2 separate regions of the Mus musculus genome follow, and region 1 is linked to region 2. The links are chromatin loops, found by intact Hi-C in ENCODE. Cell type or tissue: gastrocnemius. All regions are shown on one strand. Links, peaks and the distances in the headings refer to the core of each region. The heading gives the core; the rest is flanking DNA.

Region 1 (15,511 bases), core at 6,872-11,871, 77 kb before region 2:
CAGACTGTATCAAAGAGCCATGGTTAGGGCAGCAGGTCACTGTCTGCCCTAACTGGATAACCTGGGGAAGGGGTATGGTGACTCAGTGCCTGAGACACAAACTCCTCCATCCCACAGGGAGATTCCCATGATGATCATAAGAAGGATTTTTAGAACCTTTTTGTACTTAAAATTATAATCTTCACATTTCCCATGATGAAATAATCCTCAGCTACTATATATGTACATATACATACACATATACTACTATACATACACATGCACATATACTAGACATATACATATATATAGATATACCTATCTTTATTGACTAACAAAAAGTTCCCTATTGTCCACTACTTTCATTGATTTTTATTTCTGGCTACTGTGTGTTATCCATGTCTGTTTTCTGTTGTAATAATGGAATATCACAAACTGAAAATTTTATAAGGAATAGAAGCACACTTAACTCGGGAGTTCTGGAGGTTGGAAAGCCCAGGAACATGATGCTGGTGAAGGACTGTTTGCTGCACCACAGCCTGACACAGGGCCAACACGGTGAAACAAAGCCATCAGCATCAACATGGTTGTCCCACCTTGATGAATGCATCTAACCCTAACTAGCTTCCAAAGGCCCCACTTCCACACCACTGTGATGTGTACTTAGAATTAGCTTTCCAGTACACAAACTTTTGGAGACACACACATCATAGCAGAGATATAGCGCCTGCCTCGAAGATGATCCTTGCAAATGTGAATTTTGAAAAATCCTGAGAGAGCATGAAAAATTATTTATGCCAGGTGTTTGTGGTTTTTGCCTTTCTATAGCCCAATGCCAGGTGTTTGTGGTTTTTGCCTTTATAAACCCCTTACCCCTTGAGCTCGTGGTTGACTCCTCTACCCCTGCGTGGGATATGAGTCGTCTCCAGTGCACTGGTCTTTCCCAAATAAACCTCTTACAGTTTGCATCAAGACCATTTCTCGAGAATGATTTGGGGTGTCGCCTCTCCTGAGTCAGAATGTGGGGGAGTCCTCATGCTGTGAGTCTTTCAATTTCGTCCTGACTATTTTGTTTGAATGCATCTTAAGAAATTTCAGGTCAAATGATATTGCGGGAAGCGGGTGCAGCTGCATGGGCCAAGATGTTTACTGCCTTGCCCAAGCATGACGGTGAGGCTGCAGCGTGGGCTGCCTGCCGGGCTAGACTATCCCTCGTGATCCGGACCTGTCAGCCTATTGGTGACCGACCTGAGCTCGTGCCTGGAGTGTGTGTGAATTATGATTGGATGATGTGGGTGGAGCTAGATGAGGTCAGTATAGGAAGCTTGTAGGAGTTGCCACGAGATAGGAGTTTAGCCCTTGCCCTAAGTAGAAGCTAGTTGTAGTAAGAGAAGCTGTTGTAAGTAGTAGAAGCTGCGGTCGTAAGAAAAGCTGCAAGAAGGAGAACAAGTAAAGAAGCTGTTACGTGAACCCACCTTGGTGTCCATGTCGTTCTTGTCTCCGCTGGTCGGAGACTGCGGAGACTGGGACATGATATAAGCTTTCAAAGGAAACAAATCAAAACAAAACAGCCAGTTTATGGGTTATGCTGGAGATATAGCTCAGCAGGTAAGAACACTTGTTGCTCTTGAAGAGGACCTGAGTTCAGGTCCCAGCACCCACGTCAAGGAACTCATAGTTACCCGTATCCCCAGTTCCAGGGAATCTGCTGCCCTCTTCTGATCTCCATAAGCACCTGCATACTCATGCTTACGTCCTTCTCCAATGAGTGGGTATCCATATACACTTCCCTACTCCACAGCGAACACCAGACTGCCATAAGGCAGTGTCTCTTTATTCATAAACTCCTTCCTTGGGTTAACAGGGTCTTCTGTCTTAGCATCCCTGGTTGGCTTTGGCTACAGATAGTTATGCTTTTGAAAGTTCTTAGTTTCTTCTTTTTCAAATTGAAAGTCCTCTACTTATACAATCTGTGACTTTAATACATACTAATAAAAAATATATTATGTTTCTAACTCCAGTAAATAATGAGACTAGCCTGTCAGTGTCAAACATTTCAAGCCAGGTCTTGTCCTCAACATTATATATGCTAAGTGCTCACAATGAATCAGGCAGGTGGGCTTGCTTTCATAGATGATGAATCTGAATCATAAGAACTTAAAAAGGCTGAGCTTAGAATCCAAGCACATCACTCCCAGAATTCACAAACCTAATCATGACATCAGACTTCACTTATGAATTTAGCTGAAACTTGTCCCTTAGAAATAGTACCAATAACCCTTTTTATTTGTTTTTTTATTTTATGTGTGTGTATTCCCTGTATATTATATCTAAGTACCACATGTGTGCAATACCTATGGAGACCAGAAGAGGACGACAGATCTTTTGGAGCTGAAGTTAAAGGTAGTTGTGAGCGAAGGTATGGGTACTGTGAACCGACCCCACAAACTCTGCAAGAACAGTTAGTGTTCACTAACTATCCTCCCTCCAGCCCTCACAAATAGCCTTTTTTAGTGTTTTCTAGATATCAGAGATACAAAACTTTATCTTAATTTGCTTAAATAAATTAAGCAAAGTACTAATGTGTATTACCAAGTTTTGTGTTACTGTAACAAAAAAAAACTAATAATGAAGCTTATAAAGAAAAATATTTATTTTAGCTCCTGGAAATCTCAGTCCATGGCCATGTGGCTCCATTATGTTTGGGCTTGTTGTGAGACTGAACTTTCTGAGGGGACAAAGAACAGAGAGAAAGAGGATAACAAAGCCAGTTCCCAATATCCCTTCTAAAGAAACCTTCCAATGACTTAATGTGTCACTAGGCTCCACCCACTGTCTCCACCTATAGCTCCTGTAGCTTCAGACCAATTCTCCACTGTATGGATCTTAGGACATTTCATTTCCAAAACTGCCCATCATCCAGCTACCCTAACCCATAAAGGTACAATGGCTTCCATCCATCTATATTTTAATTTGTTTCTCTAAGTCTTCAAGTTTGATATAAATGTATGTATGTTCTATCCAAATGTCTCTAAATCTCTGATAATTATACAAAGCTTTGTCCTCTCCTCAGATGTAGCAACAATGACTTCTGGTATGATTTATGCATGTCATATAAGCCAAGAACAGTCCCGGTGCTCTAGAGGATGCTTAGCCCTGTCTCCACTACATCCATGGGGTTCTTTCCTTTTGTACCTGAGACAAGACCACTGCTGGTAAAGGCAGAAGTAATTCTCACTGGGATTTATTCTAAATGAAGTATAAACAAACACACATTAATCACAATCCAGCAGATTCACAGAGCAGCAGGTAACTGTATCTAACAGGAGATGGGACTAAGAGTATCTAACGTAGAGACTGTGAATTCAACACAGATACATATGACTGCAAAGCAATTATGACTTGAGAGACTGCTGGAGCATTTATCATCTAGCCCACACCTGAGCTATGAGATTTGAGAGGAAACAGGCAGGAATGTCACTCACTGCTTCATCCCACTCCTGATTACATATTGCTGGCCTCTTCACCCTTCCTTCCTCATTACCTGATCCCTCAAAGCCCCCTCGATGGCACTGCCTCCTTTGGAAATCAGGCTTCCCAGCAGACAGCTGTCTTCAATACTAACCCTTCTGCAGCCAGTCTCCAGTCTGTCACTGAGGTGTCAGACTGAGATTCATGCTTGTTCTCAGTGAATCGAGGCTCTCCTGGGTCATATAGGAAAACAAATGACTTTTGATAGCATCCTGGGTTCTTTGAAGATCATATCACAGGGATCGTGTGAGCATGGAAACACTCAAAGGCACCGTGTAGCATCCATGGCCCATACACTTGGAAAGAGCTCTGGGGTGGACCTCTGTTTACTAATGGCTCCCATGGAGACAGACCAATCAGTCCCATAGGCTCTTCCAAGTGAGAAAGGCATAGATCTGTGTGACTTGTTCCTCTCTAAGCACTGTCAAATACAACCATAAGAAAAACTTTAAAAATAAATAAGAAAAAGATTTTAAGCTGCTCCAAATTGTTTATAGTTTCTATACATGGATTTCTCTAAAACATAGGACACTGGGTTCTGTCTGGCAGGTCCTTTGCTAACAAGTTATTTTATCATGGCAAAGTCAGTTGTCACATGAAGTGATGTGTGACCACATGAAGTCCCCTGGGCCTGAGTGTGGGAAGCCCTGGCTAAGGAAATCATGTCATTCCTTGAGCTATAGATTATTGTTCTGGCAAAAAGCAAGTGGCTGGATGTTCTCATTCCTAGGAAAGCATCCAAGACCTCCCTTCCTCCAGTTTGTCCTAAGCATGCTATTCCTTAGACTGGCTTCCTTCTCCGTGACCTCCCTTCCTCCAGTTTGTCCTAAGCATGCTATTCCTTAGACTGGCTTCCTTCTCCGTGACCTCCCTTCCTCCAGTTTGTCCTAAGCATGCTATTCCTTAGACTGGCTTCCTTCTCTGTGACCTCCCTTCCTCCAGTTTGTCCTAAGCATGCTATTCCTTAGACTGGCTTCCTTCTCCGTGACCTCCCTTCCTCCAGTTTGTCCTAAGCATGCCATTCCTTAGACTGGCTTCCTTCTCCGTGACCTCCCTTCCTCCAGTTTGTCCTAAGCATGCCATTCCTTAGACTGGCTTCCTTCTCCTTGGACATGCCCTGTGGACAGGCTCTACTGCTGCTAAAGGGCTGCCATGTTTCTGCCATCTGTGCACGCACAGGAAGGGCCACAGCCTCCACTCGCATCCTCAGAGAGAGAATGGGAATACATCAGGGTGTTCTCAGAAAGAGCCTAGGACTCCAAGCACAAGAGTCCAAAAACAGCCTGCAGCTCCTACTTTTTCAGTTCAGAGCTAGTTTGCCAAGGAAGAGGGAAAGCGCATATTAGAAATGAATCAGTGCCCCTCCCCCACCCCAGTCTCAAGTTTCTGTTTCAATTGTTTTAGTGCACTGTCTGCCCTTGCTTGTGATTCTGTTGTGAGGGCCTGCTGCTGCATGCTCCCAGAGGTGAGCTGTATTCCCACCGTTTACTTTCACCTGTGTGGTCTGTTGTAAAGCAGGTCTGTCTGTAGAGTCACGGGATACTAGAGCTGGAAGGGAGTGTAGACTTCAACTACTCTACACTCTATCTTTGTGCTACCTAAGATGAAACTTAGGTAGCAATCAGGTGCAGAGCCTGGGGCGGCAGGGAAGTGTACAGAATACGGAGGGAATTTTTCCACTTCAGTCTCCATTGTACATTCACCATTATTTTTTGTTAAGTTTGACTTCAACATTGATTCTGGGGCAGGAGAGATGGCTCAGCAATTAAAAGCACTTGTTGCTCTTGAAGAGGATCCAGTTTCAGTTCCCAGCACCCACAAATTGGCTCACTACCATTCACACGTCTAGTTCCAGGGGATCTGACGCCGCCTTCTTCTGACCTCTGCAGGCACCAAGGACATAAATGATGTACATGCATACACACATATAGGCAAAATACACACATAAAATAAATCCAAAAACAGTTATTCTGAATAGTTTCATTTTTTAAAATAATTAAAACCTTTTTAATTATTAAGAAAATAGAATTTTCTATTGATGAGCAACCAGTCCCACCACTGTGGAAACTGGTATGGAGGCTCCTCAAAAGACTAAAATCATACCCGATGGTGTCATGTGACCCACATACACCACCCTTGGGTATATAGAGCCCAAAGGACTCTACGCTAACACAGCACAGAGATGCTTGCGTATCTGAGTTTACAGCTTCACTAGTCACAAAGGCCAAGACCTCGATGCAGCCCCAGAGCCCAATGACACCCGAGTGCATAATGGAAATGTGGTATCGGTACACAATGGAGCTTTAGTCAGTCATAAACAAGAATGACTCTAAGCTGTTTGCAGGGATAAACATAACTAATGGGGCATCATCAAATTAAACGGAATAACAAAAATCATGTTTTCTCTCACTTGTGAATCCTAGGCATTACATGGATATATCAAATCACATATGTACATGAAACTTGAAAGAAAGTGCGGCTACAGGGGAATGGATTGGAATAATGACAGGAGGCAAGGGAGAAAGGGAAGAGGTAGGAACATCAACACACGTGGTGCCCTTTAATGGAAACAAGGCTATAAAACCCATGGTTCTATCCAATGACATACACACCATAAAATTAATACTTAAAATTCTGTTGTTTTCTAAATGCCTCTGCTTCTTTAGAGCAATTAATGCACTATTTTGGGTTTGAGTTGTCAAAATTTTAAAGAGCCGTAATATAGCTCTATTCAACTAAACAAAAAGTCATCATGCTTTGAGGTAGTTAGAATGGCATTTAAGTCAACACTGGGCCTGTGTTCAGTTTCATAAGTAAACATGTCATATCTGTCATCTTCTTTTATTTATGTGGAGCCTGGGGTTAGTGACAATCTATTAAGCTAGCACCAAATCCTCTGAAGAGAAATTAATCAAATCATCATGGCAGAATGGCATGTCAGACACTGTTGACATTCCAGACAATAACACAAAGCCAAGACAGCCTGATGTTGAATCAACACAAACAATTCCCAGGCAGGCATAGACCTTGCATTTTCTATAAGCAGCAACTGATCAATCCCTATACTCACAGGAAGGTAGATTCCACATTTCCTACAGAAAATGTTGTTTCGATAACAATTGTTCATAAGATAATTTTTTTAACTGAACCTGCATTTTGGAGATATCACCGACCCTAGTCTGGCTATCAGTCTTTGGTGTCTGTAATGGATTAGGAAGACCCTCAACGCAGACACTGAGTGTGATCTTAACTGGAAAGGTGATAAAGAGATCATGCTTGACTCTCTGTATAGAGCCAATATACCCTGATGGCTAATGCTGGTAAGTAACTACAGGATCCAGAGTCACCTGGGAGGCAAGCCTCTAGGCACGCCATTCCATGGGCTGGGGTCCTCAGCTGAGTAAAAAGGAGAAACTGAGTTGAGCACGCGCATCCATAACTCTCTGCTTCCTGACTGCGGTGGCAGTGAACTGAGCCGCTTCACAAGCCTGCCACTGATTCCCTACTGTTATGGGCTGGAACACCAAACTGTGCGGCAAAATACGCTCTTCCTTCTTGAGTTGGCTTCTTGTCGGGTATTTTGTCAAAGCAATGAGAAAACAAAACAAAACAAAACAAAACTAATGTAAGCCCTAAATCCAGTCAATTGTTCTCATATGAAGAGACAAAGGCCTTCATGGAAGAAAGATGTGGGGAAAGGAGCACTGAGAAGAATGGGAGGAGCTGATGGAGTGGGAGGAGCTGATGGAGTGGGAGGAGCTGATGGAGTGGGAGGAGCTGATGGAGTGGGAGGAGCTGATAGAGTGGGAGGAGCTGATAGAGTGGGAGGAGCTGATGGAGTGGGAGGAGCTCCTCTTTCTATTTTCCTTCCTTTTTAAATCTAAACATTATAATGATGCTTACTGGTGGCTGTTAGGGTTCACTCAGGTAACCCAAAAGACTCTCAAGGTTCTCACAGTCATTACACCTACAAAGAACTTTTCCCCACTAAGGTCATACTTACAGGTTACAGAGCTGTCTTTGGGGACCCGCTATGAGCCCATTACAACTTCCAGACCTAGCTGACTTTACTATGGTAAAGATCTCATGTCTGGGTGACATCTCTCTGATCTTATGGTACACCGTATGAACACAAGGCCAAGAGCACATCAACAAGAGAGAGGTGGAAGAGAATCCTGGTTCTCGGTACCATCACTTGAAACCGGCTCTCATCCCATTCTGTTCCAATCCGTCAGCCAGCACTAGCCACAGGGACACAAGTTCAAGGAACAGACAGATGTAAACGGCATGCGCATGTTTGTGGACACTGCAGCATGCAGGTCAGATAAGGATCCGAGTCCACCAAGAGAGGCACTTTCCACATTCTCTCAGTGCAGCCTGCCCCTCCTCCACAGAGCTGCCCCTCCTCCAACAGCTGGTTCAAGTTTCAAAGGTGACAGCATTATTCAGTCTCTCCAAAGTCCTGTGTGAAAGGTTTTGGGGTTTTGGAGTTTTGTTTTGTTTGTTCATTTGTTTTTGTTTTTGGATGCTAAGGGGAAAAAAAAAAAGACATCTACCTTTTCTTTTGCCAAGTGGGTAGCATGCAGTTCTCTCCTGGGCTAGCCCCTTGTCACAGGTTAAGAGAACAATAGCCTGTTAATAGCCCCATAGCCTGCCCTCACTTCCTACTTCAGCTGCAACTCAGGAGTGGCCAGTCCCAACCTCACACCACACACTTCTAACCAACTACTGAAACTACAAAGGTCTGGAAGCTAGAGAAGTAGCTCAGTGGTTAAGAGCACTTGCTGTTCTTACAGAGGACCAGGGTTCAGTTCCCAGCACCCACATGGTGGCTCACAACCATTTCCAACCCCAATTCTAGAAAATAAATCAAGACCAAAGGGAGAGCTGTGTGGGGTGATGCCTGACCTACATGGGCATCAGGCATGCATGCAGTGCACATACACACATGCAGACAAAACACTCACACGCAAAATAAAATAAAAGTTTAAAAAAATTAACTTAGAGGTTTCTGTGACCTTCTTGGCTTTCATAGTCCCCTAGAACCACTCACAGACCTCAGGAAAACAGTTTTAATATCGCAAAACGGAATAAATCCAGACCAAAGTGGGAGACTCATGGGGTGATGTCTAGAAGGGTTCCAAACATAGCAATCCATAACCTCCGGGCAGCTCAGCCTCCCAGGACGTTGGCATCTACGAACCAGAACTTTTCTCGTGGGGTTTCTTTATGTAAGTAGGCTTGTGGGAGCCCCTGGATGCTCCCCTCCCAGGAGGGCCAGTTAGCATCACAGCCTACACTGGCCTCACAGGTGGCCTTAGCTCTCCAGCAAGACCAGCCCCATCCTGAAGTGTGATCTAAAGGCCAAGCATGAGTCACTTCTTTGCTATAAACTCAGGTGTGGTCCAGCAGCCCACAACGAATAACAAAGACACTCCTATCTTTCACTCAGGAAATTCCAAGGGTTTTAGAAGCTTCCTCCAGAGAACCAGGGACAAAGGGCAGCCAAGTTCATTAGACAATTGCTGGGATGATCGAGCCTAAAGAAGGGTGCAGCCAGGTGTGCCTGCCCCCACATCAACCTACCACACAGGGAAGCCCACCTGTACTAAGAGGATAAAGCCAACAAAGAGAGGTGGGGTGAGAAGGGGGACAAGAACAAGCCCTGACAACACAGGTTCCTCTGTAGTCCCACCTTTCCCTGCTTACAAAGTCTGTACATCTCACCACCAGCTTCAGCCGCACGGAGCTGAATTCTCATCACTGAAAAAAACGAAGAAGCTGGTAACCGAAGGGGAGATGCATAAGAGAAATTAGTTACCAGGCAATAATCTAAGAATAATAACAAATGAGGAAGATAACACTATTATTCCAGAGGAAATTAATAGCTGTGAACCCACTTTTGTTCCAGATTTTTAAACAATATAGCAAAGTATGGAATAACAGGAAAGTGTTTCCAGGGAAAACAGTTAAGAGGGGGCTAAACTCACAGTGGTTCTCAACCTGTGGGTTGCGACCCCTTTGTAGGGTTGAATGACCCTTTCGCAGGGGTTGCCTAACACCATTGGAAAACACAGGTATTCACTGTGTGATTCATAACAGTAGCAAAATTGCAGTTACAAAGTAGCAAGCAGCCTTACCGTAAACCCTCTAGCTGCAGAGCCAGAAAAAAACTCACCAAAGCATTCACTCACTCATGTAGCACTGTGCCTGCCTTCCCTGGTTCTCCCTGAAAGCATCACCCACCAAGCTGGCAGTCATCTTCCCAGAAGAGACTAGAGACAGAATGTAGATGAAGGAACTTTGTTAGTCGGAGAACATGGGGGACTAGAGTCCTGCCTAAGCTCTAAGCTAAATGGAGGTGTAAGAAAGAGGCACCAGCCTGAGACTATCCTAAGCCTCCTGGCAGAACATACTGTTCTCTCTTGCAGCTGATCGAAGGACTGAGAAAACTTGAGCCACTGAAACCTGGAAGGATCAGGAAGGGAGAGCAATCAGACACACTGAAAGGAATGCCTGGCGACACAGATGATCTTTAAAGCAACCCTCAGGAAATAACTCCCTTGGTTAGAAGTCAAGTTGGATTAATACCCAGTTCATCTTCCCAGAAGGCCTGATTCACAAACTCACTATGCTTAAAGGACGCTAAGAGCCCCTATTCCCAAATAGGATATTACCCAGACCACCAAAATTAACATATACTTACTCAAATCTACGATTTTAATAAAATACATGTGTTTTATAAGTTTCCTCATTGTTAATTTCTGGATAAATCTCATCTCTAATAACCTACCTAGGGGACTGGAGAAATGGCTCGGTGGTTAAGAGCATTGGCTGTGCTGCAAAGGACCTGGTTCAGTTCCCAGCACCCACATGGCTACTGTCATCCACAACTCCAGTTTCAGGGGAATCTAGCACCTTCTTCTGACCCCTATGGGCACTGCATGCACATGGCACACATACATTTATACAGACAAAACACTCATACACATAGAATAAAAAAATACATCCTTTTTTTTCAGTAATCTAATGGAGATCTTAAACTGCCAATGTTTTCAACAAATAGGACATTATTTGTGGGGTTTATTATTAAAGAATTTAATAATGTCCAATTGGCCCTGGTTCGTTGTTTCACTAATTTTCAAAAATGAATGAATGAATGAAAACAATGCCAACTAAAGCAGTAGTAAAAGCAACCAACTTCCCCAGTAAAGGGTGCCAGAGTCCCTGGCTTTGACACACCCAGCCTGATTGATTGTTCATCACCCCAAGATACAAAAAGACAGACTTGGATGGCAAAGAAGTCAGTAGATCCACACCCCTGAACCCAAAGATCTCCATGCAGGCTTTATCTTCAAAGTGCCTGCCCCACCCCCACCCTCTTCTCTCCTCACCTCCACATCTACCACCGTGGCTGGCACCACCATCAGTACATATCTCACAGCCTGCACTGGCTTCTTAACATTTCACTTGTTCGTTCTCTCTGTTTGCATTCTGGTCCCTTGACTGAAAAATCACAACAGCTTCCCATTGTCCTGCAAAGGCAAGAATTCAGACACAGCCAACAAGAGCCTGCTTGGCTCCTTCCCACCAATGGGGCCCAGTCTTGCCACACCAACTCCACTATTCTTGAACTGCTCTAACCTGATTGTGTTTGTTTGTTTGCGAGTGCTCATTTATTTTTGTTTTGCTTTGAATCAAGGTCTTTCTAAGAGGCTCAGGCTGGCCTGGAACTCACTGTGTAGTGCAAGCTGCCCTCAGACTCACAGCAATCCTTTTGCCAATGTCTCCCTGATGCTGGGATTGCGGACATGAGCCACTGTGCTAACTTGCCCTTCCTTCTCTCTTTATACAACACTCTATTTTCTCTGTGTTTGGGACACTTCTCCCACTATTCTGCCTCTTGATCTTTGCTTCAACCTTATTTTCCAAAAGGAACTAGGACCTTCCCGTTACCCATGGGTGCATTGCAGCCAGCCCAGCCATCATACTCTGCTGGCAGAAGGCTCCTCTCCTGCCCAGGGAACACGGATCTAGGTCTTTACTGGGCTAATGTCCATGAAAGGGTGAATTCATTCCAAGTGCTTGTTAGTTCCTCTACTAGCAGGAGAGAGAGAGAGAGAGAGAGAGAGAGAGAGAGAGAGAGAGAGAGAGAGAGAGAGAGAATAGTGTTTGTACAGACTCAAGAGGCACCAGGAAAAAGAAATAATACACCAAACACCTGAGGGAAAGCAATTATGTTAAGGAACCACAAAAATTCACCACAAACTTTCTGGCAACTTCAGCCAAAAGCAGGGTAGGGGTATACTGAAGAAAATTCTGTAATTTAAAAATAACAGAAAAGAATGCAAACTTGTTTGATATGAGATTTTTTTCCCCATAGATGGCTGAAATCTCTCTAGCATAGAGTTTATAGTATAGCTCAAAGAAAATGCTATTGTTGCATCTCATTTGTTTAGGCTGGCTCATCATGTTCACCTAGTGTAGATAGTCAGCCATCCCAAGTGGAAGCAATCGTTAGATTTACTGATCACTAAGCAACTCAAAGAAAAACAACTCTGAACCTCTAACTTCTACTCTAGGATAAAGAGCTGCAGTTGGAAAGAGCTGGGGTGGTTATGAATAGAGAATACATCTGAAGAGGTTCCCATAGTGCCTGGTTCACTGTAGCACCCAGTAACCCATGCTTTCCCGGGACCAGAGACTTGCATTCAGCTTCCCTGGGCCGTTAGAGCCACCTCAAGTCACCCAGCCGTGGATGGGCACGCTCTGAGCCTACACATCCTGGACACTCGAGTTAGCACTGCCTTGAACCGGATCTGTGCCTTTGTACGTATTCTTTAACCTTTCTGGTCCTAAATTCTGTCACATATAAGATGAGGATAATATTGGCACCCATCTTCACAGGACTGTTGAGACTGAATAAATGAATATATGAGCACTTAGGGCAATGCCCTTTGCATTATGAGGCTGTGTGAATATTTGTTGCTAGCTGTAGAGGAGAAACTGAGTCAAGACATAAAATATATGTCTACTGTACATTTTGGGAGAGTACTTTCCCAAGGGAAAGGGAGCCAAGAATTGAGGTAGAAAGTTAAATAATATTTATCTTTTTTACTGGCATTTTGCAGTAGACCACACATGATACCTATATCCCAACGTTGAAAGTTTGCACTTTGTAGCTTAAACTGTTTCCATATTTTTAATGTGTACATATGTGTGTTTGTATGTGTATGTTTAATGTGTACATATGTGTGTATGTGTATGTTTAATGTGTACGTATGTGTGTTTGTATGTGTATGTTTGATGTGTATGTATGTGTGTTTGTATGTGTATGTTTGGGGGGTGCATATGTCTGCAGTGCGTATGTGTGTTAACTGGTTTCCCTTTTCTGTTTCCTAAGTGGCCTTGGCCAGGTTGTGAGCCTGGAAGGGGGCCACTGTTCTTAACAAGGAGGGCATGGTGGCCTAAGGATGATGAGCTCAGAGACCCCACACACTGACACAGAGCCTTTCCTGTGAGTGTGTGGCTTCTGGAAAGTCCCAAGTTGACAGAAGCAATTTGAGCAGTTGTCTGAGCAGAAGGACAAAGGTCAGATGGAGGGTAGCAGCAGTTGCCTCCATGGAACTAGGTGGGTGTGAGGTAGAGGATCTCTGGGGTGCTCTGAAATCTTGTCTGGAGACTAAAAATGCTATATCCCATTGTATCAGGGTGTGGGTGCGCCAGGGTCAGACAAGAGGAAGTCCTAGAGCGGTGGGAAGCCTCTCTCTCTCAGGCAGTGGGATGACTAATACCTAATAAAGAATCCTGTTTAGTGTTCTGCACAGGAGGCTACGAGCATTTTCAAAAAGAATAGAGAGCTTTCATCCAAGCGGAAGCCTCTGTCTTTAAACACCTCAGGAGGTCTTGGGAGGAAAGCACCTGCCCAGCCGTCCTTTCCTCTCAGGAACAAAGGAACACTGGGAAGAGGAATAACATCCACACAAAGCAGATACTTTGTGTTCAATCAACTGCCATTTCATTATTCATTCTTTAAGTTAGCATACAAGATAATGGGCTTTGGTGTGTCATTTTCATGATACATTATACATTCATTATATGTATTCTACACTGTCCTTTATTCCCTCTCCTCCATTTCCCTCTCCTTCCTTCCTTTCCACAGCCCCTGCCTCCTTCCCTCCAAATAGGCCTCCCCCCCTTTTTTTTTTTAAGATTTATTTATTATCATATATAAGTACACTGCAGCTGTCTTCAGATGCACCAGAAGAGGGCGTCAGATCTCATTACGGATGGTTGTGAGCCACCATGTGGTTGCTGGGATTTGAACTCAGGACCTTCAGAAGAGCAGTCGGTAATAGGCCTCCTCTTTTTTTCTTTTTTTTTTTTTTTTTTTTTTTTTTTTTTTTTTTTTGGTTTTTCGAGACAGGGTTTCTCTGTGTAGCCCTGGCTGTCCTGAAACTCACTCTGTAGACCAGGCTGGCCTCGAACTCAGAAATCCGCCTGCCTCTGCCTCCCGAGTGCTGGGATTAAAGGCATGCGCCACCACGCCCGGCAATAGGCCTCCTCTTAACTTTCCTATCACAAGCATTCCTTAGCCTCTTCACCTTTAAGACGTCTTCTTCCACTCTCATAAGTCTCTCCCTCTTGTCCTGCACACACACACACACACACACACACACACACACACACACACACACACACACAATTTAATCTTGACTTTTTAAAATATTATTTATTATTATTATTATTATTATTATTATTATTATTATTATTATTATTGGGGGACATGTGCACACACTCATGGCTCAGGGGAGGGTTCCAGCGCGCACCTGTGGAGGTCAGAGGGCAACTTAGAGAGGCTGCGGATCAGAACTCAGGTTGACAACGGTTGGCTTTATCTGCTGGGCCATCTCACTGGCACCTGCAGCTAAATTTTTAAAGGATGATCAGAAATTCTTCAAAACCAAAGCAAAAGGCCCTTGTGCTTATCCCCAATGGAAGGAAGAAATAAAAGGAGCTTTCTTTTTTTCTTTTTCTTTCCGTTTACCTATTTTATTATTTTTTTCATTGGATATTTTCTTTATTTGCATTTCAAATGTTATCCCCTTTCCTGTCCCCTACCTCCACTGCAACCCCCCTCCCCCTGTTTCTACGAGGGTGTTCTCCCACCCACCCACTCCCACCTCCCTGCCCTGACATTCCCCTACACTGGGACATCGAGCCTTCACAGGAAAGGAAGACCAAAGTGTGGACGCTTCCATCCTTCTTAGAAGGAGGAACAAAATATGGGAGGAAATAAAAAGAAGCCATCTTTAAGGAGACAAACCCCTGTGGGTTGAGATGTTTCCCAGTACTTGGAGGCCCCCCTGTGGTGGGAGCCACAGAGAGATCTACAGGGAAGGCCAGCAAGGAAGGGGGAGAATGTAGGAAGTCAGCAGAGAACAAATTTAACCAATTAAAAAATAATAATAACATCCAAATGACCACAGGGCAGGTACAAGGCCCTTCTAGGCAGGCCCTAGGTGACGTTGTAGGGGCATCCCAGGTATCTCCAGAGCATGTCACTTTGTCTAACCCTGGGAAGTTAAAACGTTAGAGATCGAGAGATCTTGGAAACAAGGTTTGTTACGTTGTAACCCCTACAATGGGAGAACCAATCTTGGCCTAGTTTCCAAAGCCACCAACAGCCTAGATAGATCAGAGAAACCACAGTATTCTATAGTGAAGCTCTGAGGAGATGTAAGTACATGGGCAGTTTACATTGAACATCTACAGATTAGAGGGGTGGGGCACTGTGAGTCAGGCAATCTTCTTATCCTTGAAAAGGTGTGTCAAGGGCAGCTCATGCCTTTTGGTGGTTGGTTTTATGGCAGTGGGCAATGGCTGACCTCAATTTAGAGAGTCAGGGATTCAACACTGGGCAAGGAGCATGGGGCTGGCTCATTGCTTTTGATTTTGTTCCCCCTAGGCCCCTTGTCCATCTTCTCATTGGTTTCATCCA
Region 2 (15,511 bases), core at 4,820-9,819:
CTTCAAATTAAGTAAAAATCCCTCACAGGTGTGCTCCTCCATTTTTGGGGTTTTAGTTAATTCCAGATGTACATAGATTTAACAACCAAGAATAGGCATCACAGTTGGTGTAAGCCCCCATGACTACAACTCTACTGCTCTGCGTGCTTGCAAAGGTAACACCCCACGGACAATTCCACTGTCAGCTAAAGATAGCAGAATATTTGTGGAGTCCAGAACACTTGTACTACAGATGTAGTAACTGAACTGATTAAATAAATAAATAAACAAATAAATAAATAAATAAATAAATACCTTTACCGGGCAGCCCCGCTAAATCAGAACAGCGCTGCGACTCTCTTCAAGTGGAAAGTCTTCCTCATGGGTTTGCATTTTTTTCTCTTGGGAAGGTTCCACGTGGCTCTGTGACCTTGCCTATGGTCATAGTTCAGAGCATACAGCTTCTCTCTAATAATGTTCTCACAGTTACAACCACTTTGCTTTGTCTGTGTTAAACACACTTTTCCTATCCAAACATCTTTTTCTTCTTCTTACTGCTCTTTGTTTCATAATTCTTAGTATATCCCTGGCTCAAAGCAGTCACAAATAGCCTGTTAAGCTGTCTTGAAATTCTCACTGACAATTACTAGTCTGTTACTTTTTAATCCAGAATGACTTCATTTTCAGGGCATGGTCCAGAGGCAGGCTGATAGTGATGGAGTTAAAATGACCTCCAGTTTAGTTCCTGGTAGTCATTGTTCCTGTGTGATACCTCAAGAGCGGTCTCTCCTGTCTACACTTCCATCCTAGTTTGTTTCCTGTTGCCAAACACCACAACCAAAAGCCATGTGGGAAGGAAAAGGCTCATCTCAGCTTACAGGTTACAGTCCGTCAAGGGAAGCCAAGGCAGAGACACAAGGCAGAAGCCTGGAGATAGGAACTGAAGCAGAGAGCATGGATGAATGCTGTTTACTAGCTTGCTCCAGACTCACATTCAGCTCAGGCCCACCTTCATAGGGATGGAAACGCCCACAGTGAGCTGGACACTCATGTGTACCCATGGAGCATCAGACAAGAAAACGTCCCACAGATAGGCCACAGGCCAATCTAACAGTGACAATTCTTCAACTGAGGTTCCCTTTTCCTAGGAGGGTCAAGTTGACAGTCAAGATCAACCATCACAACCTCCATCAGCGTCCCAGTCTGAACTCCCACCAGAATGGCTCACTAAGCTCAGCTTACAGCATTCTCAAGCTTCTCTGGCTCAAATCTCTAAACTCTTCAACATTCTTCTAAAAGCGGCTTCCAAAGTCCTAAGAAGCAGATAGCTGGGTTTGTGAGCATGGCCCTACCTCTGTCGAACCAACTTTCTGTGTTATTTTTGTTTGTGTCGCTGTGACCAAAATACCTGAGAGAAACAACCTTAGAGAGAAAGAATTTATTTGGGCTCATGGTTTCAGAGGGACTTCAGTCACAGTAGGGATCCCTCGGGACACCAGCGAAGGTAGTAGGTCTTCACGTGGCTGGAGGAGAGAGCTAGGTTGGAATTAGAACCAGGCACTAACACCAAAGACCTATCTCCCTACAGCCAGGTCCTACCTCCTAAAAGCCCCACAGCCTTCACATTAGCACCAAGTGACCAAGAACTCAAGACACAAACAAGCCTATGAGGTACTTTTATTCAAATCCCAGCATTGTCCTTTCAAGCTTGGGGTACAGACACAAGGGGAGTTGCTTTCTCTCGCACCTATGAAAGAAAATTCAAGGGGAAGGAAGAAAAAAGGAGAGAGGAAAGAGGAGGGGAGCAAGGGAGAGAGAGGAACAAAGGGAAGGAGGAAGAAGAAAGGGAGAGAGAGGGGAAGAGAGGGAAAGAGGAAGGCAGACAGGGAAATGGAGTTGGCTTGTGAGGCTTTTAGAAGGAGCTTATTTCAAATTGTCTATTTATATGTAACTTGGAATATATGTACATATTCTGAAGGGATAAGCAGATGTTGGTTTGGCAAATTTGCCATTTTAAAAACCTTAGTCCTGTATGGAGTTCTCTTTAAAGATACAAACATATAAGTAGTACATGGTATTCAAATTCTATAATCCTGGCACCCAAAACGTGAAGGAGTCCAAGACTAGCCTGGGCTACAAAAGACTGTCTCCAAGGGAAAAAAAAAAAAAAAAAAAAAGACATACGCATGAACTGGGACCTAATTTGGAATGCATTGGCCAGAACATTAAAATAAAGGTAGAACTTTTTTCTGAACACAAAGAAAATATTTAGAATAATAAAATTATACTTAGAACAGACAAAAAGAGCCCAGCTGTTACAAATTCAAATTTGAAACACATTACTACTTTAGGATTTTGTTCTTATTGAAGTTCGTAAATTATTTAAAAACCCACGACTAATTACCATTCTCTTTGACAGTGACTTTCTTGCTGGGTTAAAATACAAGTTTGGAGTCATTAAGATGTCTGCAGCAGAGCAGCCAACTCCTGAGAGTTGGGTCTCCCCGCGCTGGCTCCTAGTAGCAGAGGGATCAGCATGCAGTTAGCTAACAAAGCAACCATTGTCCAAACTCCTTCCCCAGTGCTGAGTGAGACAGAGAAAAGCAGCCTGTGCTTCCTACTAGGGCTGCCCTGAGAAGCCCAGGGGTTAGCCTTCTTTGTCAGGCACACAGCGACGCCGTACATGATAGAGATTGTTTACCCTACTGCAACTGGCTGGTACTATTTTAAAATTCTGTAATATCACTCACAGCATCGAAATAAGTCAAAATTTTGTTTCTAAAAAAATGTTTAGACGAGATTGCTGTAGAGGCTGGGAGAATAGTCAAGGTGTTGGCTCTGGCCAGGGCCCTCTTGCTGGGACATCCCAAGGTGGAAGGCATTCCACAGCAGAGGTGAGGGCAGCAGAAAAACTCCTTGTTTTATAAAGGATGTATTGTCACAATAACAGCATGAAGCTATTCATGAGGAAGAGTCCCAATAACCCAAATTATGCCCATTAGATGCCACCTCCGAGGACAACAGGGCTCTGAGGGCATAGTTTCTGGCACATATCTTCAGGGTCACAGTCAAGCCGGCACACGTACTGTGAAACTTTCTGCATTTGCACAAGTCTCTCCTGCCTGCTTGCACAGAAGCACTATGGCTCTCCATGAAAGGAAAAGGAAAGGGGAAGAAAATAAATACTTAAGATGAAGCAAAAGCCAGACTAGGTGCTGCATGTTTTTAATGCCAGTACCTGGGAGGCAGAAGCAGGGGGATCTCTGAGTTCAAGGCCAGTTTGGTCTACAGGGTGAGCTCCAGGAGAGACAGGGCTACACAGAGAGACCTTCTCTCAAAAATGCAAGTGTTTGATATTTGGTTGCATAAAAAGAAAAACCACATACAGTCTTTGGTTTCTCCCCCACCAACCAGAATTGTGGTGCAGCACTTTGGATTCAAGCAACACAATTTGTCATGAAATCTTCAGGTCCCTTCACCAGCGTGTGGCCAGGGCAGGGCAGGGCGGGGCAGGGGCGGGGGCGGGGGCAGGGGCAGGGGCAGGGGGTTGACTTCCACACATTCTGAAGAACTTGAGGGACCCTGAAAACAAACAAGTGAAAAAGCTATAGAGAAGATCGTATTGATATGTATTGATTGATACATATTGATACATATTGATAAGGAGGCAGGATAGATGTCAAGTCTAGGCTCCTTGGACCGCTGCCTCCTGGGACTCTGCACATGGCCCTCAGTCCTTGCCTGTGTAATCTACACAGTGACCCCTAGCTAAAATAAAATATGGGGAAATGGGCATGCAGGATGCTTCCCGCTTTTAATAATATTTACAATAGAAAAAATTGAAACAACCAGCATACAGTATCTCACAGTATCTGAATAAGGTTATTTCCAGGACCTCACAGATACCAAAGTCTAAAGATGCTTGAATCCCTTTCTATAAAGCATGTGTAAGCTGGGCAGTGGTGGTACACACCCTTAATCCCAGCACTTGGGAGGCAGAGGCAATCAGATTTCTGAGTTCAAGGCCAGCCTGGTCTACAGAGTGAGTTCCAGGACAGCCAGGACTACACAGAGAAACCCTGCCTCAAAAAACCAAAATAAATAAATAAATAAATAAAGCAAATGTAGCATTCATATGGAGTCCATGGGCATCGTCCCATGCTCTTTAAGTCACCTCTACTGTTTGTCATACCTAACTGTGGTGGTTTGAATAGGAATGGCCCCATAAATTCAAGTGTTTGAATGCTTGGCCATAGGGAGTGGCACTATTAAGAGGTGTGGCCTTGTTGGTGGAAGTATGCCACTGTGGGGTCGGGTTTTGAGGTCTTACATTTCAAGCTATGCCCAGTGTTACACACAGACTCCTGCTGCCTGCACATCAAGATCTAGAACTCTCGGCTCCAGCACCATGTCTGCCCGCACACTGCCATGTTTCCTGCCATGCTGACAGTGGACTGAACCTCTGAACCTGCAACCCACCCCCAGTTAAATGCTGTCCTTATAGAAGCTGCCTTGGTCATGGTGTCTCTTCACAGCAATGGAAAACCTAAGACACTGATATATAATGTAAATGTTGTGTAGATAAGCTCAACTGCTTAAGGAAAAATGACAAAAAAATATACATTCTTACGATCTTTTTTCAAATACTCTGGATTCACAGCATCTTGAATCTGAGGATGTGGATGGCTAACTCTGTATAAAAATTAAGAAATAATTCAAATGCGCCACACCACCCCGATAAAATATAGGATGTTTGGAATGATGGTGAGCAAAGGCTCTGGGGAGTGGGGAAACCAGAGCATCTGAAGCCTTGAGCAGTGGTGGTCAGTGTAGAAACACAGGGAAGTAGACAGGTGAAAGCCGACATAGCATGCCATGTCCCACGTGCCTTTTGTCACCGTTACCGGTTACAGTGAGCTCAAAGTAGGATTAGCTCCTACATCTGTTCCTGAAGCCACAATGTGCCACCTCACACCGTCTACATTGTTTATTTTCTTCTGATAAATCTGTGCATGTCCCAGGAGTCATGGAGGGCACCCAGCGAGCAAGGAGCCCACTCTCCTTGGTCACAGCACTGCTCATCCTTATGAGCTCTCTAGACTGTATTGACTAAGTGGAGAAGGCACAGTCTGACTGTGCGCGGCTCTATCCCACAGGCTGAAGACCTGATGAGATGCAAGAGGGGAAAGAACAACTGACTAGACTTGTTTCTCCCCCACTCCCTTCCCTTTCCCCCTCTCCTCCTCCCCTCTCTCCCTCTCCCTCCCTGCTTCCTGGCCAGCATGATGTAAATGTCTCAGCTGAGCCACATCCTCTCAGCCAGGATGGATTGAAACTACTAAAACGAGGTATGAGATAAATTCTGGTTGTTCCCTTAGGTTTGTGTCACAGCAGGGAAGTAGACACTCAGCCCCTGCACCTTACATCCTGTGACAACGAGGAATGATGAGCAGATGTCTCTGAAGAGGCACCTGTCAGAATCACCAGGTCTGGACCTGCGGGGATTAGTGCATTTCAGGAAGGAGCTTGAGTTCTGGGGAGACACACTGCCTGTCTATCTATCTGTCCAGCGAGCGAGCAAGCGAGTGCCTGTCCCAGGCCACAGGGTTATTTCTTGCCCCACCCCAGCTCCTCCCCTTCACCCCGGGCCTGTTTAGGCTTTATGTATCTATAGCGGCTGAAGTGACCCCTGGATGCTTTCCTGTGAAATGGAGTGAGTATAAAAACAGGCAGAAAAGGCTTCCTTTCCACTATGGAAAAAAGACATGGGGAGTCATGGCCCCTTGGATCCCTGAAATGAGACGCTTCTGAGTGGTGGGGGGAGGGGTGGTGATGGTGATGGTGGTGATAGAGGAGAGTGAGAGGTGCCAGTGGTGGCGCTGGTGTGCAGATGTGTACATGGTAAAGGACATAACACACACGCCATTTCTATGCAGCTATGTACCCACATGGAGGCACAGGAGGACTTCAAGCTTATCACTGTATAACTCTCCACACTATTCCTTTGAGACAAGGTCTCTCTCTCTCACTGAACCTAGAGCTAGACTAGCTGCCAGCAAAACCCAGCGACCCTCTGTCTCTGCCCCCAGGGCCCCAGGGTTACAGGCACTTGTGCATCATACATGCCTGGCTTTTAGCATGGATGCTGAGGGATGGAACTCAGGTCCTCATGTTTACCCCACAAGCACCCTACCCAACTGATTCATGGCCCCAGGCCCCTGTGGTTTTAATCATCTACAAAGTAGCTATGATGTTCTAGCCATTCCTGGATTTGGGACCAGGAAGCAAACTGTAAACCCACAGAAGGAGTAAAAACAGACTGGTCGGGGAGGGAATTAATAGGCCACAAGATTTTCCCTGGGCAATTTTGAATTCGTGTTTACAGCAAAGCCAGCCCAAGAGGTAGTCGTCTAACTTGCAGCTCCATTGGTCTGGTTGTCAAATTCCTCCTTGTGGTAGGTTGTTCCCAGTATTCAGAGCGGACTTTCCTGCAGGCATGTTCCAGGGTCTTGGGCTACAGGAAGTAACTGGAGCCTCTCCTATGAACATTAGCCACAGGTCATCAAGCTGGCACGGGGCTGCTCTGGGTGCCTCCTGTAAGCTTTCCATGTTCCCCACTTTTTCCAAACTCCAAGTCAAGATTGTCCTGCTCCTCTCGGCTTTCTCCAACATATGGGTTTGGAAATGTAATAAAAAGAAAGGCTGAGGAGACTTTTTTTTTTAAACTGGGGCCCAGCAAGAGCCAGAGGAAATGGAAGGTCGCAGCGTGTTCTGCTCCAGCACGGCTGCGTTACCGTGTCCAAATTAGTCTTTGGCGCTCATAGTATTTAGCTCATTCCCCTGGCCATATTCCGTAGACTCACAGACCTGACTTGTCGACTTGGCGGAAACAACCTACTCTATTCTCTGCTCTCTGCGCCCTCTCCCTCTCCCTCCCCTTCTCCCTCCCCTCCCACTCCTGCTCCTCTCCCCCCTCCCCTTCCCTCTCCTCCCCCCTCTCCAGGGTGTTGTTCAAAGATAATTTGTTTTATTATTCTTTTGTTGTTTTCTCATTTGGGTAAGTAGTCTGGTTGGTGGGTGGGTTGGTTACTTGGTTGGTTTTGAGAACAAACCCTAGTACCCCAGGCACTCACTAACAGAGGCTGACCTTTGAACTCCTGCCCTCCCACTTGCACCTGTCAGAGGCTGGGATTCCACACATGCACCACTGTATGGAGCCCCAGTTGGGTTTTCGTTTGGTTCTGGTTCGTCCGCTATCAGCCAGAGTTAACTACCTCTTCTTCCGCAGGTTTCCTCCTACCTGCAAGGTGTGTAATATATCTCAATTCCTCTTCTGTATAATTAATAAGCTGTCATATTATTGGGCTCCTGGAGAGACATACTTGACTATTCTCCCTAGACCACAACCATGTGGTGCTCAATAGCAATAGTAAGTGTTGTTGCAACACGTCAAAGGTGCAAAAGCTAAGCTTTAGAAAAGCTAAATAGCTCACCTGATTCCATCCAGCTGCGGCCCTAACAGATCTACCACCGTCTTCCTCAGAATTCAACCTCAGGAATAAAACTTGATGTCTTTTCCGTGTTTATTTTTTTATCCTATTCCTGTTTATGGCTTTTCAAAAAAAAAATGAGGAAAAACATAGATCTATCCCAAATAATAGATCTACCCCCTCACAGTGGGAGCAGCCATCCAGCCGTGATTGACTGATTGACGAGAGTGGATTAGTGGTAATCCTGCTCTGCCAAGAGGAAATGACTTGGACACATTTGCTTTTCCAGGCCACTGGGCCTGCTGTAATCTAGATCTGGAAGGTTCCTTAATAGCTCATGTGTCTCAAAAAGACAAGGAATGAATTCCATTTGTTTGTTTGTTACACTAGCATTATCTAACATGCTAAGGGAAAGGAAAAGAACCATCTCAACTCAGCTGGCAATGAGGAAAGTGCAGAGAAGCCAGGAGAGTCAGGCCGGCCTTGGAGGAGTTAGGAGGAGGAGGTGGCTAAGATCAAAATTTGTAGTATACAAGTATGAAGGTCTCAAAGAATTAATAAAATTTTCATATTATTTTTAAAGTAGGAGAGCACTTGACTTGTCACCTATGTGACAAGGAGAGATGGCTCCATAATTAAGAGCACTGTCTGCTCTTCCAAGAGGTCCTAAGTTCAATTCCCAGCAACCACGTGGTGGCTCACCACCATATATAATGGGATTTAATGCCCTCTTCCAGTGTGCAGGCATACATGCAGACAGAACATTGTATACATAAGTAAGTTTTTAAAAAGAAGAGGAAAAAGAGGAGGAAGAAGAAAGAGATAAACACTATGGTCCATACAAGCTGAAGCAGGATGTGCTTGAATGATCCACGCTTTGAGGTACTTAGAGGTCCCCATCTGGTTCCCTTTTGTGTTGTTTAAGTCACCTCTTACCACACTCCTGTGAGTAACCACAGTAAATTCACTGGTTTACTCAGCTAGGCTTGGGTAGAATAATTTCTTTGGTTTACTATGAGCACTCTCTCTACCTTAGGGTTAAAAGATGTTTGCTAATGCCTCCTCCAGAAAACTCACTCCAATGTGCAGAAAGTGAGAGCCATAAGTGGGATGTCTTTATCACACCCCTCCCTTCAAGGCTCAGGAATCTCTGTTTGTTCTGTTGCTATGTATTGAAATGCTAAGTGTGAGCCCCCAAGGCCTGGCTGCCCCAGAGAGTCCACACTAGACCCAAGTGATGCTATGTGACCTTGCCCCCAAGTTATTTCTGATTGGTGAATAAAAATGGCTACAGCCTATAGCTGGGCAGAATTTAGATAGGCAGAGCTTGGAGTTCCCAGGCTTAAGGGTCAGAGGAAACTACAAAGGGAGAGAGAAAAGGGGGAAGAGGCAAGAAAGACACTATGCGTTAGAAGTCATGAAAACATGGCCCTGAGGGCTCCCAGTTAGAATTAAGAACAGCCCACGCCGGGTGTGGTAGCACACGCCTTTAATCCCACACTCCGGAGGCAGAGGCAGGCGGATTTCTGAGTTCGAGGCCAGCCTGAGCTCCAGGACAGCCAGAGCTATACAGAGAAACCCTATCTTGAAAAACCAAAAAAAAAAAAAAAAAAAAAAGAACAGCCCAGATGAAACATAGTAAGTAAGAACTTGGGGTTATCAATAAGACAGATCTTAATAGCATGAAGAGTAGATATCTGCCCAGCATTAGTGATAATAGAGGCTTATTATAAATATAAAGGCCATGTGTGTGTTTTATCCAGGAACTGAATGATCAAAAGAGGGGTAGAAGCCCCTGGTTGAGATTAAATATTTTCTAAAACCAATGACTTCAAGGAAACAGCTTTTTCCAGATGCAAAAGGGTTGATGCACATATGCCAGGAATTCACAGACACTATGAATATCACGGCACACTCAAGGCCTGCACAGCTTCAGACCAGATGGGGTCCCAGCACTGAGAGGCAGACATGGACACAAAATCCCCTCAACAAGAAGCTTTTTGCAATGATGCCTTCTAGGGAAAATAAATCCGTGCTCTCTAATGAAGTCTCACAGAGCCTCATGCTCAGAAGCAGCTGTCAACACAAAACACCATGGTTTTTTGTTTAGTTGCTTGATTGGATAGCTGCGTGCTCATAGTGGGGTAAATGGGATCCACTCCATGAAGGTGCCCCTAAAACTCATGATGGTCCAGAGAATATGTGGCAGTCCTTGAAAATAGCATTGGGGGGACGTGATCATAAACAGGTTGTGGGTCTATCGCATCCCTCTTTGTGGGAGTGATAAGACTTGACGCTAAGGTTTATCTACCTTCCCACAAAGAACTTACCCATGTAAGGTAAATTACATGGCAAAGACACACAGATGCTAATGTCTGTGTTAGCTTCTGGTTTGCTGGAAAAAAAATCGAAAGGGGGATGTTTGAAGTTTCTCTCGGCTGACAGGAGACAAGGGAAAGAAAGCTCAAGTCATATCCGGGCTAAAGAGTCCTCCCTAGGCTCTCAACCCTTGGAACTGACGGGAAGGGTTACATAAAGACGACGAGGAGGAAAGGGGGGCAGAGGTAGGAATGATAGACAATAGCTCTCAGGTCCGACCTTTAATAGAGAGGAGAGGGACATATAGGATTCAGTGCTCAAGTGAGTCCCATAATACTGGTCTAGTACAAGAAACAATTAAATTCAAAGAATACATTGTATCTAATGGCTTGAGATTGGGAAAAACATTTAAACAAGCAATGAGAGAGACTCTCTCCGGTTATTCCTGGGCTACAGGACACAGGATGATGGGATCTAACTGTCATGGGACCAGAAGCACTGGGTGATGTAATTTTCTGTTTTTAATACAAAGACAGCATAACATATAAAGGTCAATAGCCTCCAATTGACTGGTTTGTATGAGCTATTAAGGATACTCAGTTATGCTTCCATGACTACCAGGAACTGAAGTAAAAGGTGGATGAGCGTTACTGAGAGAATTAGGCATGAGCAAGGCAGCGAATGATGCCCAGCTCACTAGGTCAGAGAAGAACACACGCATGGCGGAGCTAAGAGAGGCCGACTGCACAGGGACATACGGACTGATATGAGGCATCAGTAGAATGTGATCTTTGTGAGATAAGAGAGCCTCTGACCATTCTAAATATTGAGACCAATGTATAAATTGAGTTTCTAAAATTTTAAAGCAATCAAGAGAGCATGCAAAAGGAAGGAAAGAATGAAGGGAGGGAGGGAGGGAGGGAGGGAGACAAAGCAGGCTCAGGCAAATGTGCCAAGGTGTGGGTCAAATTGGATTTCCTAAGGAAAAACGTACTAGAAAGCTGCCTGCTGAGCTACCTGGCTTCTAGAAGGCTTCAAGGCCTGAGAACAGTTCCAGGAGACAAAAGTGATAAGTCAGCGCAGGTAAAGTTGTTCTAGGGGGCAGACAGTTAGTGTCTCCATGTTCACTCTATGCGCCTCTATTTCATGAAAGCAAAGGTGATCTGCCTGGCCTGGGGGCCTTTCAGCAGCCAGATTAGTGAAAAGGCAAGGCCCATGGTGCTGGCCTGGAGCCTGTCAGAAGCAGAGCCTCAGCTCTAGCAGAAAGCATGGCAGGCTACAACATAGGCCTATGGGCCTGAGCCAGGCTGAGCTATGCTAGTTAGCCCCACTAAGACCTCCTGGCGTGGGTGGATGCATACCAGTTCTGCATCAGGCCAACAGCTCATTGAAAATGTCAATGGGTCATGGAAGCCTAGACAGGGTAGTGTCCCCCATCACCGTCCCTGCTCATTTGAAGAAACTGAGAGCAGTGATGTGATTGTCTGATGCTGGCTTGGACCTTGCTAACACTGCTTTTCTGGTACCCCCTTAGCGGTCCAACACTAATCGGCACTGGCATGGAGATAGTTGTTACGCTCTCCGGTGGAGTCAGCTGGACAAGCCTAAAGGCTTAAAAGTCACTCATGAGGCAAAAGAGTTTCAAGGAAGCTCTCCTCCTGGAGTCTAGCATTCCTTACCCATACATTAATTTTCCATTCCCGAGTTAGTCTAGTGTATGGATCCACGTGCTCTCTTTCAGTATTTTCCTATTATAAGTGCTTTTTAAAATTGAATTCTGACATGGCTAAAGCCTTCCGCCAGTGTTCCAACAGTCTTAGAAATGTCCTTGAGCAAGATCATGGGCTTGGAATTCAGTAAGATTGTAAAAGCTAAGTCACTCCCTTACACAGGAATTTACCATCACTAAGGAAGAAGGAAGTTTCAGACCAAAGGAGAAACCAGAATAGATACTTAGAACTGTAGCAGAGTTACACCCATACACACATATTTACAATGGCCATTGACCCTGGCTTCTAAGATTAGTGAATCTTAGGTGGAGCCCTTGTTGATCCAGCTGTTATCAATGTATTCTATCCCAGGTGGTTCCCGTTAGACGTTTTGTGTTTGCATTCCTCTGTTTTATGTAAGATTCCAGTTACCTCAATTGTACCTTTCGAATATGTCACCCAACTTCCTTATTGTCCTCTGCATAAAAAGTCTGATGCTCGATTTGAAAATTACACTCAGATTCCACACGATCTCTCCTGTGTGTGTCTGTTTGTCATTCATCCACGCTTTGCCCTGTTCCAAACTGACACAGGGACCCAGAGGGTCTGCGGCAGATAGTAATGGTGAACCTTAGAGATCCTGCCCAACCTCTGTAAATACAACCATCTTACAGACATACAGAAGAGCAGTTAAGGGGTCAAATGAAAGCACCCTGCATGAGTGGGAATCAGCCTTGCTGTATGTTGATGGTGAAAATTGTTGGACGGTGAGCTACACAAACCAAGGAAGCCCTGACACTACTCCTGGTTGCATGCAAGAACTGAACGGTGGGCACCTGCTGCTGAAGACATTACATGCAGTGGCTTTAGAACATGAAGAAGTCAGGTTTAGGTTGCTCTGGAAACTCCTCCTTCTGGCTGGCTTTCATGGTGCCATAAGGTGCCATGGGAGTTACCCAGGGGAGAAACTGTCACCAATCATCCTGTCCAACTACAGACTCTAACATGCTAAGATGTGCCCACTAGTTACAATAGTGGCAACTGTTGATATCTGAGTCGTGATGGGAACAACCAGTTGATTTCTTGTTGAATTCAACAACCATTTCACAGGCAAAAACTCCTATCTGTCATGGCAAAAGCCTATGGTTGGAGGCTGTAATGGCTATTACTAGTTGTCAACTTGACTCTATCTAGAATGAACTACAATCCAGAATTGGAGGGTTCACCTGTGATCCAGACCTTGAGTTTAGAAGACATAAGTTTCTAACCTGGAACTTGGCACAGAAATCTTGAAGAATAGTGGTCATGAAAAGCTTAGACCCAGGCTAAGGTAGTACATGCTTTTAATCCCAGGAGACTGAGGCAAGGAAATCTCTGAGTTAAAGGTCAGCCTGAATACAGCAAGTCCCAGGTCCAGATTAAAGTGGTAAACACGTTTAATCTGGGCCACACCTTCTGCTGGAGGCCTATACAAGGACTCTTCTTCTCTGCTTGCATTTATTTGCCAGCACATCTGCTGGAAGCTACTTCTACAGAAGATCAGCTAAAACAACTAGCCTCGTGGGACTGAGCAATTAATAGATTCTTGGACTTCTCATTCACAGATGCCAGTTGTTGGGTTAGTTGAACTACAGACTATAAGCCATCACAATAAATTCCCTCAATATAGAGAGACATACCATAAATTCTGTAACTCTAGAGAACCCTGACTAATACAGAGAGGCTCATGGGCCCAGTAGGGTGGCCACTGATACTGTTTTGTTAAACAGATGATAGGCCTATCTAATTGTCTTCTAAATATTTGTAATAATTTGGAGTTCTGCTGCTAGCAGTTGGTCAAGGAGACTTCTTTTTGCAATGGTTGGTATACTTTAGAGACTTCTCAAGGCCTTCAGAGGACTGTTGCAGCCGGGTGGTGGTGGCGCATGCCTTTAATCCCAGCACTTGGGAGGCAGAGGCAGGCGAATTTCTGAGTTCCAGGACAGCCTAGTCTACAAAGTGAGTTCCAGGACAGGCAGGGCTATACAGAGAAACCCGGTCTCAGAAAAAAGAAGAAGAAGAAGAAGAAGGAGGAAGAGGAGGAGGAGGAGGAGGAAGAGAAAGAAGAAGAAGAGGAAGAAGAAGAAGAGAAGAAGAAGAAGAAGAAGAAGAAGAAGAAGAAGAAGAAGAAGAAGAAGAAGAAGAAGAAGAAGAAGAAGAAGAAGAAGACTGTTGCTATGAAATAGAGACTCAATGCTTTAGCCATAGACGGAAGGACACAATCAGGTGATATTGCCTCAAGGATCAGAGAACATTGTATAAGAGGAAGCCAAAAGAATATAAAAATGGAGGAAGGGGTACAGTGCTATGTAACCATATCCTCTGGAGGGAGGAGGGAGGCTCATAGAGTCAGGAAATAGATGAAACATGCAAGGCCCAGGAAGTAAATGAAATCTACAAGGCCGAGAGTTCCCTGAAGTTGTAATTCACAAGATCCCTCCATCCCTGAGTTATATAACAGTAATAATTACTGACTGTGATCTGTTGAGATGCCTAAAAGATGTAGGATGGTCCAGGTATAGTTTTAATAAATATTTGGCCACCCATGGGGGGGGGTGCTATTTCATGACATCATCCATGCTAGGTAGGCTGTTCCATGATGCAGCTGCCTATGAGCTATCCATGCTCCTGCTATGTGCCCCTCATTCACTGGTTCACTAAGTAGACTTGGGGGGAATCATTTCCATGGCCTGTTGTCGGCACCCTATCTGGAGTGAATAGATACTTATCAATATCTCCTGAGAGAAGATCAATCAGTGGTGGAGGGGAAGAGGACAGAATGCTGAGAAATAAGAATCATATAGTCCTTGGTGAATTCTGAAGAACTACGTACGTTCAAGATCAAGTTGGCCCTAGCTAGTAAAAATGAAAAATGTTTCTCTCACAACTCAGAAGTTTTATTACCAACCAAGGGCACACAGTTGGGCTCACAGCTTCAAAACATAAATAAAGTAATGATGGCCAGAGAGTTTACCCATCTAGGCTGTCTTCACAGTTCCAAATCACAGGATGCATCTCCCCAGCCCTCTAAGAAAGGAACCTCGGCAACTCAGGGATACACACGACCAAATGGAAACAAAAAGAACGACTTCTTATGATCCTGAGGCCTGTCATTGTGCTCCTGCATTCTCCCTCTAGAACCATAGCACATGCCCGTGGGTTCTTCCCACTCGCACTGTGAGCACACTGTTTTCACTCCATGTTTATGGCAGCAGCCATTGTGATGTCCCTCTCTGTCACACAGTAAGGAACACACTGAGCCTAACACAAGATGCTTATCAAAGCTGGAGCCCAAAGTCTAGTTGGATAAAATATACAAGAGATAGTTTCATCCTGGCCAGCAGAACTAAACACCATTCCTCCAAAAAAGTAAACAACCAAACGCTTTGTTTGTTGAAGACATCCAAAGACAGATTGGTTATTGTATGGCATCAAGCACACAGGCTTCGTGGAAGATCATGATGCTGACCTACCTCATCACAGTGAAAAGTGGCCTTGTGTTCCCTAGGAGGCTGGGTCAGTGTAGTGTCTCGGCTATGTGTGTTAGACAGAACAAAACTGATGACCATGCAGAGAAAGAATTTAAAGTTCTGGCCTAACCCACAACATGCTGTAGCCCAGAGTCACTGAACCCGGGCAGCAGTCTATGCCAGTGAGATGGACCTCCACGCTATCTATCATGTTATGATTTACAACACAGAATTACAGCTGTCCTTCTGCATCTATCACCTTAGCAAGATGCTAAATATATTCTGGTTGGGGCAGTTGATAGTGACTAACTTGATAGCAATAGAAGTATAGAGATAAACAAGCAAATATGTTTGTGGTTAGTTCATTTCCATAGACAAAGTCAATGTTTATGGAAAAAATAAATAAATAAGGAACTGGGTATGGGAATGCATGCCTGTCATCCAAGCAGCTGGGGAGTAGAGGCAGGTCACTCGAGTCCAAATGAAATGTAGAAGCTACCTTCAA

Evidence for each region. A loop is a pair of places that touch in the nucleus more often than their neighbours do. Peaks named below come from ENCODE experiments on the same cell type or tissue, not always from the same donor. Only the 100,000 strongest peaks of a DNase experiment are listed, where the experiment ranks them.
Region 1: it touches region 2 in a loop (6-fold over the local background); 7 of 42 quality-filtered maps call a loop at or near these places.

Annotation. Positions count from the first base shown.
Region 1 is chr17:7,527,241-7,542,751 of GRCm38, reverse strand. No RefSeq gene overlaps it. Among named protein-coding and RNA genes, the nearest start is that of Gm33086, 41 kb to the left of the region's middle. In gastrocnemius, for the core only: no CTCF peak of the experiment used is centred there; no DNase peak of the experiment used is centred there; H3K4me3 peaks cover 2,557 bases; H3K27ac peaks cover 4,379 bases.
Region 2 is chr17:7,448,428-7,463,938 of GRCm38, reverse strand. No RefSeq gene overlaps it. Among named protein-coding and RNA genes, the nearest start is that of Gm36458, 40 kb to the right of the region's middle. In gastrocnemius, for the core only: no CTCF peak of the experiment used is centred there; a DNase peak (open chromatin) is centred at 7,684; H3K4me3 peaks cover 357 bases; H3K27ac peaks cover 3,081 bases.